Regions from separate parts of the Homo sapiens genome. Here regions 2 and 3 are each linked to region 1. The links are chromatin contacts, found by Hi-C or POLR2A ChIA-PET in ENCODE. All regions are on one chromosome and are shown on one strand. The core of a region is the stretch at or near the end of the contact, and the rest is flanking DNA. Distances in the headings are between cores, read along the strand shown. Region 1 holds the start of APOC1 (apolipoprotein C1). Region 2 has its middle 7.3 kb from the start of CBLC. Region 3 overlaps LOC107985306 (a long non-coding RNA gene).

Region 1 (3,482 bases), core at 874-3,373:
CCCCTGCCTCAGCCTCCCGACTAGCTGGGATTACAGGTGCACGCCACCATGCCTGCCTAATTTTTTTGTATTTTTAGTAGAGACAAGGTTTCACCATGTTGGTCAGACTGGTCTCGAACTCCTGACCTCAGGCAATCAGCCCACCTCGGCCTCCCTAAGTGCTGGGATTGCAAGCATGAGCCACCGTGCCCAGCCCAAGACCATCTTTTAAAATATGGCCTGGATGGGAGTCAGGGAAACTGTCCTTGAAGTCTGAGCACCTTGAGATCTAGCTGTGTGACCAGAGGGATGTTGTCAGCCTCTCCAGGACTTGTTTTTTTTTCAATCTGTTCATCTTGGACCATCTGCCAGGGCTCCACCCAAAAACACACCCCAGCTCTCCCGTGCCCTGGGAAGGGTTCTAACCGCATCTTGGCAGAAAGTTCACTCTGTTTGATGCGGCTGATGAGTTCCCGAGCCTTGTCCTCCAGTGTGTTTCCAAACTCCTTCAGCTTATCCAAGGCACTGGAGACGTCTGGGGTCCCCTGGGCTGGGGCTGGGCCTGCCAGGAAGATGGGCAGGGGTTCAAAATTTGTTTTTTTTTTTTTTTTTTTGGAGATGGAGTCTTGCTCTGTAGCCCAAGCTGGAGTGCAGTGGCATGATCTCGGCCTACTGCAACCACCACCTCCCGGGTTCAAGCAGTTCTCCTGCCTCAGCCTCCCAAGTAGCTGGGATTACAGGTGTGCACCACCACACCCAGCTATTTTTGTTTTGTTTTGTTTTGAGACGGAGTCTTGCTGTGTCAGCCAGGCTGGAGTGCAGTGGTATGATCTCGGCTCACTGCAACCTCCGCCTCCCGGGTTCAAGTGATTCTCCTGCCTCAGCCTCCCGAGTAGCTGGGCCTACAGGCGCGTGCCTCCACACCTGGCTAATTTTTTTGTATTTTTAGTAGAGACGAAGTTTCACCATGTTGGCCAGGCTGGTTTCGAACTCCTGACCTCAAGTGATCTGCCCGCCTCGGCCTCCCAAAGTGCTGGGATTACAGGCATGAGCCACCCTGCCCGGCCAAAAATTTGTTATTGGAACCCCCTTAGGTTGGGATACCGGGATGGATAGAGATCCTTGGGGATCATGTGGTTAGAATGGGGAGGAATGGCCGGACGCGGTGGCTCACGCCTGTAATCCCAGCACTTTGGGAGGTCGAGGCAGGCGGATCACAAAGTCAGGAGATCGAGACCACGGTGAAACCCTGTCTCTACTGAAAATACAAAAAATTAGCCGGGCGCGGTGGCGGGCGCCTGTAGTCCTGCTGAGGCAGGAGAATGGCGTGAACCAGGGAGGCGGAGCTTGCAGTGAGCCGAGATCGCGCCACTGCACTCCAGCCTCGGCGACAGAGCGAGACTCCGTCTCAAGAGAAAAAAAAAAAAAAAAAAAAAGAATGGGGAGGAATACTGGAGTGACCTGGTGGGGCTCAAGCTGCTGGGAATTGCCTTACTCAGCACTGACCTCTCCCAGAGCCCCCCACCCAGCTTACCCACTTTCAAGGCTGTCGAAGCAGGACAGCCAATCCCAGAGGTGTGGGCCTCAATACGTCATCGGTTGCTAGTGCTCTCCTGCGCAGATTTGGCGCCTGCGGGACTGAGCCTGGGAGAACCTGGAGACCCACCCGACCACGATGAGGCAACCACGACCCAGAAGGGGCCCCGGAGCTCTCAGAGGTCCTCTAAGCCGGGACCCCAGGCCTGTAGCCACCTTCACTCTTCCAAATCTCCAACTCCGCAATTCTCCCATCCCACTTTTACCTTCCAAGACGATCGACAGAACCACCACCAGGACCGGGAGCGACAGGAAGAGCCTCATGGCGAGGCCGGAGGGGCACTCTGGAGGCAGAGGCAGGGGTTCAGGGGATCAGTGGCACCCTCCTCCCTCCCTACCTCCCTCCCACGATCCCCTCATCTCCCTTTTTGAGTTTCTTGCAGAGTGTAGGCGGGTGTCCCTCCCAGGCACTCAGCACCAACCTGAATCCTTGCTGGAGGGCTTGGTTGGGAGGTCCTGTCCTGCCCGCAGGACCTTTATCAGGCTGGGGAGGGGGCGGGGCAGGTTGATGTTGATCTCCCTCCTCCTGAGCCTTCCCCTGACCGCCTGCCTCCCTCTGTCCACCCACGTTTTTCTCCTCTGCCCCTGTCCCGTGAGCGTTGGGGTCAGGTGGGGTCCCGGGCACTTCCCTTAGCCCCAAAGCCCCTCCCCGTTCAGCACTCTCACCTCTCAATCTTCCTGACTCTGTGGGGTCCTCAGACCACCTTAGTCCCTTTCCCCACTCAGAATGTAGCAGGAGGAGCCGCAGACAAAATTCCTCAGACGCTGAGTTAAGGAAGGGGTTTATTCGTTCGGGGAATGGGCAAGATTCCTGTCTCAAGAGCCGAGCTCCCCGAGTGAGCAATCCCTGTTCCTTTTAAGGGCTCACAACTCTAAGTGGGTGCACGTGAGAGGGTCGTGATCGATTGAACAAGCAGGGGATGCGTGACTGGGGGCTGCATGCACCGGTAATTAGATCGGAACAAAACAGAATAGGGATTTTCACAGTGCTTTTCTATACAATGTCTGTAATCTATAGATAACCTAACGGATTAGGTCAGGGGTCAATCTTTAACCACCAGGCCCAGGGTGTGGCGCGGGCTGTCTGCTTGTGGATTTCATTTCTGCCTTTTAGTTTTTACTTTTTCTTTCTTTGGAGGCAGAAATTGGGCATAAGACAATATGAGGGGTGGTCTCCTCCCTTAAGAAGACAGCCTTGTCCTGTCCCTGTGGCCATCTTCCCTCAGGGGTCTCCCAGTAATAACCCTGTGATCTCATCCCCCCCTCATTCACACCGTGTCCCTAGATCACCTCTTTCCCTCACTTCCCCTCTCTCAGCAAGCCTCCTCAGCCCCAACAACTTTTCCTTTATGTTGCTGGGTCTCCCAGTTGGCCCGGCGCTCCTACCCTGCGTGCCACCTCCAATTTATTCCAGACCAGCCCTTGAAGCACCCCAGACCACCGTGATATTCTCTGGGCTCTTAACTTCATGGTTCTCAGTCTCCCTTTTTTGGGAGGGGAACGGGTCGCCTTAGCTGGATGACACTGCAAAAACCTCACCTGCATTAGCCAGGCATGGTGGCTCATGCCTGTAATCCCAGCACTTTGGGAAGCTGAAGAGGGAGGATCACTTGAGCCTGGGAGTTCGAGACCAGCCTGGGCAATATAGGGAGACCTCATCTCTACAAAAAAGTTCAAAAATTAGCCGAGCGTGGTGGCGCATGCCTGTAGTCCCAGCTACTCAAGAGGCTGAGGTAGGAAGATTGCTTGAGCCCAGGAGTTCGAGGCTGCAGTGAGCTGTGATTGTGCCACTGCACTCCAGCCTGGTGGGACAGAGACCCCATCTCAAAAAATTAAAACCCTCAGCTGCAAAGCTCTGCGTGTATGTCCCTTCTTCCCTTCCACCGGGCCTCACCCCCTTTGGCTGG
Region 2 (3,630 bases), core at 421-2,920, 140 kb after region 1:
CAAGATTCCATCTCAAAAAAAAAAAAAAAGGTGGGGGGGCCGGCCGCAGTAGCTCACGCCTGTAATCCCAGCACTTTGGGAGGCAGAGGCGGGTGGATCACGAGGTCAGGAGAACAAGACCATCCTGGCTAACACGGTGAAACCCCGTGTTACTACGTCTTACCGTGTTACCCACGTCTCTACTAAATATACAAAAAATTAGCCGGGCCTGGTGGCGGGCGCCTGTAGTCCCAGCTAGTCTGGAGGCTGAGGCAGAGAATGGCGTGAACTCGGGAGGCGGAGCTTGCATTGAGCTGAGATCGCGCCACTGCACTCCAGCCTGGGCGACGGTGCGAGACTCCATCTCAAAAAAAAAAAAAAAAAAAAAAAAAAGCTACAAGAGAATAATTGTGATGTTCTAAACACAAAGAAAAGATAAACGAGGTGATGGATATCCCAGTTACCCTGATTTCATCATTGCACATTGTATACATGTATCAAAACATCACATGTACCCCCACAATATGTACAACTATGTTATGTCCAAAAATACAAAAAAGGGAGAGTATGTTATGGGTTGTCTAGAGCTGGAAGGGTGTTGAGGGGAAATAGGGAGTGACTACTAATGGGTATGAGGTTTCTTTTTGGGGTGAACAACTGTTTTAAAATAGAATCTGGTGAGGCAGGCATGGTGGCTCACGCCTGTAATCCCAGCACTTTGGGATGCTGAGGCAGGTGGATTGCTTGAGCTCAGGAGTTCGAGACTAGCCTGGGCAACACAGTGAAACCCTGTCTCTACTAAAGTATAAAAAATTAGCCGGGCATGGCGGCATGCACCTGTAATCCTAGCTACTCGGGAGGCTGAGACAGGAGAATGGCATGAACCTGGGAGGCAGAGGTTGCAGTGAGCTGAGACTGAACCATTGCACTCCAGCCTGGGCGACAGAGCTAGACTCCATCTCAAAAAAAAAAAAAAAAAAAAAAGTCTGGTGATAATTGCACTATTTTGTGAATATACTAAAGTCACTGAATTGTACACTTTTTAAAATTTTATTTTTATTTTTATAGAGACGAGGTCTCTCTGTGTTGCCCAGGCTGGTCTTGAACTCCTGAGTTCAAGTAATTCTCCCACCTCGGCCTCCCAAAGTGGTGGGATTACAGGCATGAGCCACTGCGCCCGGCCAGAATTGTACACTTTAAAGAGGTAAATTGTATGGTATACACATTATATCTCAATAAAACAGTTAGGCTGGATGAAAAAGCCAAATACCGCTCATTCTTACTTGTAAGTGGGAGCTAAACGTTGAGTACTCAGGGACATAAAGATGGCAACAATAGAAACTGGGGACTGCTAAAGTGGGGAGGGAAGAAGGGAGGGGGCAAGGGTTGAAAAACTGTTGGGTACTATGCTCAGTACCTGGGTGACGGGATCAGTCGTACCCCAAACCTCAGCATCATGCAATATACCCAGGTAACAAGCCTGCACATGTACTCCCTGAATCTAAAATGAAAGTTGAAAAAAATAAAACGAAATAAAGCTATTGAATAAAAAGTGGAGACCTGAGGATAGCCACAAGAGGGCGCTCTGAGCACAGAGTTACCACCTCCCTTGGGAACGGAGTTTCTCGGCCACGCCTCAAACTATGGCCATACCTTCGAGGCCCTGGCCACGCCTCTGGGACTGTGGTCCCACCCCCAAGGGCCTAGCCCCACCCCTACACCTTAACCACACCCTCAGGTCCTGGTCACACCCTCAAAGCAGTGTCTGAAGCAGCCCATTCACGCCCCCAGCTCCCCAGACTCTGACCACAAATGCATGCACAGACTTAGAGATACTCGGAAACACAGAACCTTAAACCATAGACTTTTCTTTTCTTTTTTTTTTTTTTTGAGACTGAGTCTCGCTCTGTCGCCCAGGCTGGAGTGCAGTAGCGCGAACTCTAGTCACTGCAACCTCCGCCTCCCGGGTTCAAGCGATTCTCGTGCCTCACGCTCCCGAGTAGCTGGTATTACAGGCGCATCTCACCACACCTGGCTAATTTTTTGTATTTTTAGTAGAGACGGAGTTTCACCATGTTGGCCAGGCTGGTCTCGAACTCCTGACTTCAAGTGATCTGCCCGCCTCGGCCTCCCAAAGTGCTGGGATTACAGGCGAGAGCCACCGCGCCTGGCCAAAATCACAGACTCTTAAACCATGACTTTTACTTTGAAATCATTTGTTTTTCTTTTGAAATTATTTTAAAGTTACAGAGAAGTTGCAAGAATAGTTTCAGACATTACGTCCCTTTGCCTCTAAATGCTTCAGTTGCATTTCCAAGTGTAAGGACGTTCTCTTACACCACCACAGTACAGAGGAGCAGTGTACATTTCTCAGTGACAGTAGTATCCAACAGTGCAGCCTGTATGCAAATTGCCAGCTGTCCCCAAACTATCTGTCATAGCAAAAAGTTTTCATCTCTTCGGTTTCCTTCAGTCTGGTACGGTTCCTTGGCCTTTCTTTGTTTTTCATGGAATTGACATTTTTGAAGATTATAGGCTAGTTCTTTTGGAGAAGGTCTCCTTGATTTGGGTTTGTGTGATGTTTCCTTGTGATTAGATTCTGGTGGCAGGAGTGTTACAGAAGTGATGCTGTGTCCTTCTCTGTACATGATATCAGGAGGCACACGATGCTGGTTGTCCCAAGAATGCTGACAGATTTGGTCGGTTGGTTATGGTGAATCATGGAATCCCAGACCTATCGATTCACCAAGTCAGTCTCTTCCATCCCTGGGCCACAGTTTCCCTTTCTATAAAGTAAAAGTCTGGCTTATGTGAAGGTCTGAAAACACACTTAAAGAACAGATGTGTTCGGCTGCGCGGTGGCTCATGCCTATAATCCCAGCACTTTGGGAGGCCGAGGCGGGCGGATCATGAAGTCAGGAGATCGAGACCATCCTGGCTAACACGGTGAAACCCCATCTCTACTAAAAATATAAAAAATTATCCGGGCGTGGTGGCGGGCGCCTGTAGTCCCAGCTACTTGGGAGGCTGAGGCAGGGGAATGGCATGAACCCAGGAGGCGGAGCTTGCAGTGAGCTGAGATCACGCCACTGCACTCCAGCCTGGGCGACAGAGCGAGACTCCGTCTCAAAAAACAAACAAACAATGAAAAAAAGAAAAGATGTGTTCTGTTTACCTCTCACACTCTTTTTTTTTCTTTTTGTTTTTTGAGACAGTCTCCCTCTGTCGCCCAGGCTGGAGTGCAGTGGCTGAATCACAGCTCACTGCAACCTCTGCCTCTGGGTTCAAGCAATCCTTCTACCTCAGCCTCTCAAGTTGGTGGGTGCCACCATACCTGGCTAATTTTTGTAGAGATGGGATTTTGCCATGTTGCCCAGGCTGGTCTTGAACTCCTGGCCAATCCACTCACCTTGGCCTCCCAAAGTGCTGGGATTACAGGTGTAAGCCACCGTCCCCTGACTCTGTGTGTGTGTGTTTGAGGCAAAGTCTCTCGCTGTCACTCAGGCTGGAGTGCAGTGGCATGGTCACAGCTCACTGCAGCCTCAACCTCCTGGGCTTAAGCGATCCTCCCACCTCAGCCTTCTGAGTATCTGGGACTGCAGGCACGTGCCACCATGTTCGGGGTTAGAGCCGGGGTCTACCCATGTTGCC
Region 3 (3,442 bases), core at 248-2,747, 230 kb after region 1:
CCAGCCAATTTGCCATTACTTTTTTTTTTGAGACAGAGTTTCACTCTTGTTGCCCAGGCTGGAGTGCAATGGCGCGATCTTAGCTCACCGCAACCTCCGCCTCCTGGGTTCAAGCGATTTTCTTGCGTCAGCCTCCCAAGTAGCTGGGATTACAGGCATGCACCACCATGCCCAGCTAATTTTTAGTAGAGACAGGGTTTCTCCATCTTGGTTAGGCTGGTCTCGAACTCCTGACCTCAGGTGATCTGCCCGCCTCGGCCTCCCAAAGTGCTGGGATTACAGGAGTGAGCCACTGCGCCTGGCTTTGCCATTACTTTCAATGGTATAACTTCACTCACAGAACCGTTGTGAGGATATCAGTGAATAAATGTAAAGCCCTTAGCATAGTGCATGGCGTATAATAAGTGCTCGGTAATGTTTATTATTAATTATTATTATTACATTGAGTTCCAGGTCATCTCCCCTACTAGACCTCAAGCTCCCTGAGAGTAGGAGCTGGGCTGGTTTATCTTCACCTCTCTCATGCCAGTCAAGTTCATGTAACAGAGTTTGGTGATAGTAGTTGCTCAACAGACGTTTGTCAATGAATGAATGGGGACTGCTAGGTTGGGAAAGGGAAGGATGTGTATAATGAGCATCCACACTCCTTGGGCCTCTGCCTTGTGCTGGTCAGTGCTGGGAGCCCCTCAGTGATGGAGATAGCAATTGTGCTTATAGGGCTCATAGTTCAGCGGGACAGACCCATCCCCAGGCAGTGATGGCCCAGACTGGGCGGGGCTGGGGTAGGTGAGCTCACAGGAGAGATCTGACCCAGCTTGGAGGTCAAGGAGGGCTTCCTGGAGGAGGAGGTGTATGAGTTGAGACTTGGAGGGTGAATGGGGTGGGCAGGAAGAGTGGAGCTGTGTGCCTGGGGGTGTGCAAGGGCCTGGAAGTGAGATGGAACACAGTGTGTGGGGAAACAGAAAGAAGTTAAATCTGGGGGACTGTAGACCAGGGGTGAAGGTGAGAGGGCGGTGGGTGCTGAGAGATGAGACTGAGCGTCCCCTGGACTTTGCAGGCGTTGGAGGCAGTGGTGAGGAGCTTGGACTCTAAGGCACTGGGGAGCCATGGATGGTTTTGAGCAGGAAGGGGCTAGGTTGAGTTTGGGCTTTAGAAAGATCCCTTGGGCTGCTCTGTGGTAGGAGAATGGGAGTGGGGAGGAGTCCAGGCGGGAGGCTGGGGCAGGGAGGGGAGAGAAGCTGCCTGGCCCAGGGCTGGGCTGCAGGTACTGGGGAAGGCCAAGTTCAAGAGGCCTGGAGGGCAGGGCCTGGTGCCTGCCGTGAGAGTGGGGAGGGAGGTGTCCAGGTTTGGGGTTGGAGAGCTGGATAGACTCTCTGGGTTCCCAGAGGGGTAAAGAAAGGGGCAGAGACGGGGTGGGCGCATGGGGGGGCTCAAGGTAGCTGCAGCGCTTGTGCATGATCTGTGTGGTGCTCTGCTGCCCCCTGCTGGCTCAGGGCTGACCCTCTCTTGCAGCAAGTCTGGCAATAGTGACGACCCAATAAGCACAAACCCCAAACAGTGAAAGAAGGTGACATTTCTGGAGTGACAATGAATCAGGTGCTACAAGATGCACTTATGTTCACTGTCCCCACTCACACACCCCGACCCCGGTCTCCAGCTATCCCCTCCTGCCGACTCAGTACTGACCTCTCAAACCCGCCTGCTTTCTCTCCCCACTCCCTCGCTCCCTCTTTTCCTCCCCGCTTGCTTTCTCTCTTTCTTTTTTTTCTCTTTCTTTTCTTTCTCCACCTCTTCCCCCCCACACTCCTCCTCCCTCCCCCACCCCATTTCTCTCTTTCTTTTAAAAAATATTTTGCGAATCTGGCAGCCTCTGAACCAGAATAGGTTCAGAAAGGCTCCACCCTTTCTTCTTTTTTAAACGGTTTTGCGGTGTAATTCACATACCACACAATTCATCCATGTAAAGTATACAATGCGGGCTGAGTGCCATGGCTCACACCTGTAATCCCAGCACTTTGGGAGGCCAAGGCAGGCAGATCACTTGAGGTCAGGAGTTCGAGACCAGCCTGGACAATACAGTGAAACCCCGTCTCTGCCAAATACAAAAATTAGCCGGGCGTGGTGGTGCACGCCTGTAATCCTAGCTACTCAGGAGTCTGAGGAAGGAGGATCACTTGAGCCCAGGAGGTTGAGGCTGCAATGAGCCCAGATCGTAACCACTGCACTCCAGCCTGGGCGAGAGAGCAAGACCCCGTCTCTTAAAATGAAAACAAAACCAAAATAAAGTGTACAATTCAATAGCTTTTAGTAAATTCACAGAGTTGTGCAGCCATCGTTACAATCAATTTGAGAACATGGCTAGATGCCGTGGCTCATGCCTGTAATCCCAGCATTTTGGGAGGCTGAGGTGGGCGGATTGCCTGAGCTCAGGAGTTCGAGACCAGCCTGGCCAACATGGTGAAACCCTGTCTCTACTAAAAATACAAAAATTAGCCAGGTGTGGTGGCATACACCTGTGATGTCAGCTACTCGGGAGGCTGAGGCAGGAGAATCGCTTGAACCCGGGAGGCGGAGGTTGCAGTGAGCCGAGATCATGCCAGCCTGGGTGAAAGAGCAAGACTCCATCTCAAAAAACAAAACAAAACAAAAGAAAACAAACAAACAAAACATTGAGAACATCCTATCACCCCTAAGAGAAAGCTTGTATCCATGAGCAGTCACTTCCCCATTCCGCCCTTCCTCCCAACCCAACAACTACTACATCCACTTTCTGTCTTGATGAATTGCCTGGGCATTTCATAGCAATGGGACCCTACCATATGGAGTCCTTTGCGTCTGGCTTCTTTCACTTAGCACAGCGTTTTCAGGGTCATCCTTGCTGCAGTATGTGTCAGGGCTTCATTTCTTTTCATGGCTGAATAATGTTCCACTGGATAATACAGCCATGCGTCACTTCATGATGAGGATATGTTCTGAGAAATGAGTCTTTAGGCGATTTCATTGTTGTGTGAACATCACAGAATGTGTTTACACAAACCTAGATGGTAGAGCCCGCTACACATCTAGGGTATAGGTACAGGCTATTGCTCCTAGGTGACAAACTTGCATAGCCTGTGGCTACATTGAAAACTGTAGGCAATTGTAGCACAATGATAAATATTCGTGTACCTAAACATAGAAAAGATACAGTAAAAATACCGTGCCGGGCGCGGTGGCTCACGCTTGTAATCCCAGCACTTTGGGAGGCCGAGTTGGGCGGATCACGAGGTCAGGCGATCGAGACCATCCTGGCTAATACAGTGAAACCCCATCTCTACTAAAAATACAAAAACTTAGCCAAGCGTGGTGGTGGGCGCCTGTAGTCCCAGCTACTCCGGAGGCTGAGGAAGGAGAATGGCTTGAACCCAGGAGGTGGAGGTTGCAGTGAGCCAAGATTGCGCCA

The links. A loop is a pair of places that touch in the nucleus more often than their neighbours do. ChIA-PET counts read pairs that join two places held with the same protein, here RNA polymerase II (POLR2A). Pooled maps may share reads with other maps.
Region 2: a loop to region 1 is called in a pooled map, with 4 times the contacts of the local background. The contact joins the enhancer-like site here to the promoter of APOC1 in region 1. A Hi-C loop is called at or near these places in 4 of 50 pooled maps. POLR2A ChIA-PET finds 5 or more read pairs at or near these places in 5 of 52 experiments (HepG2, PC-9, WTC11 and 1 more).
Region 3: a loop to region 1 is called in a pooled map, with 3 times the contacts of the local background. The contact joins the enhancer-like site here to the promoter of APOC1 in region 1. A Hi-C loop is called at or near these places in 4 of 50 pooled maps. POLR2A ChIA-PET finds 5 or more read pairs at or near these places in 3 of 52 experiments (CD8-positive, alpha-beta memory T cell, activated CD4-positive, alpha-beta T cell and activated T-cell).

The regions. Positions count from the first base shown.
Region 1 is chr19:44,913,249-44,916,730 of GRCh38, reverse strand. It overlaps APOC1 (apolipoprotein C1), which reads right to left and starts at 2,123. Exons shown (of 4, transcript NM_001645.5): 1 at 1,998-2,123; 2 at 1,782-1,859; 3 at 406-541. The coding sequence starts at 1,839. RefSeq lists enhancers at 1,052-1,809, 1,810-2,569, 3,328-3,482 and a promoter at 1,984-3,110.
Region 2 is chr19:44,768,776-44,772,405 of GRCh38, reverse strand. No RefSeq gene overlaps it. Among named protein-coding and RNA genes, the nearest start is that of CBLC, 7.3 kb to the left of the region's middle. Within about 2 kb of position 1,670, at least 4 of the 41 ENCODE cell types and tissues checked have a DNase peak (open chromatin) inside an H3K27ac peak, as active enhancers do.
Region 3 is chr19:44,687,391-44,690,832 of GRCh38, reverse strand. LOC107985306 (a long non-coding RNA gene) reads right to left here. Exons shown (of 3, transcript XR_007067268.1): 2 at 2,817-3,442; 3 at 2,289-2,601. Among named protein-coding and RNA genes, the nearest start is that of CEACAM16, 10 kb to the left of the region's middle. RefSeq lists enhancers at 625-1,124, 1,125-1,626. Within about 2 kb of position 1,497, at least 2 of the 41 ENCODE cell types and tissues checked have a DNase peak (open chromatin) inside an H3K27ac peak, as active enhancers do.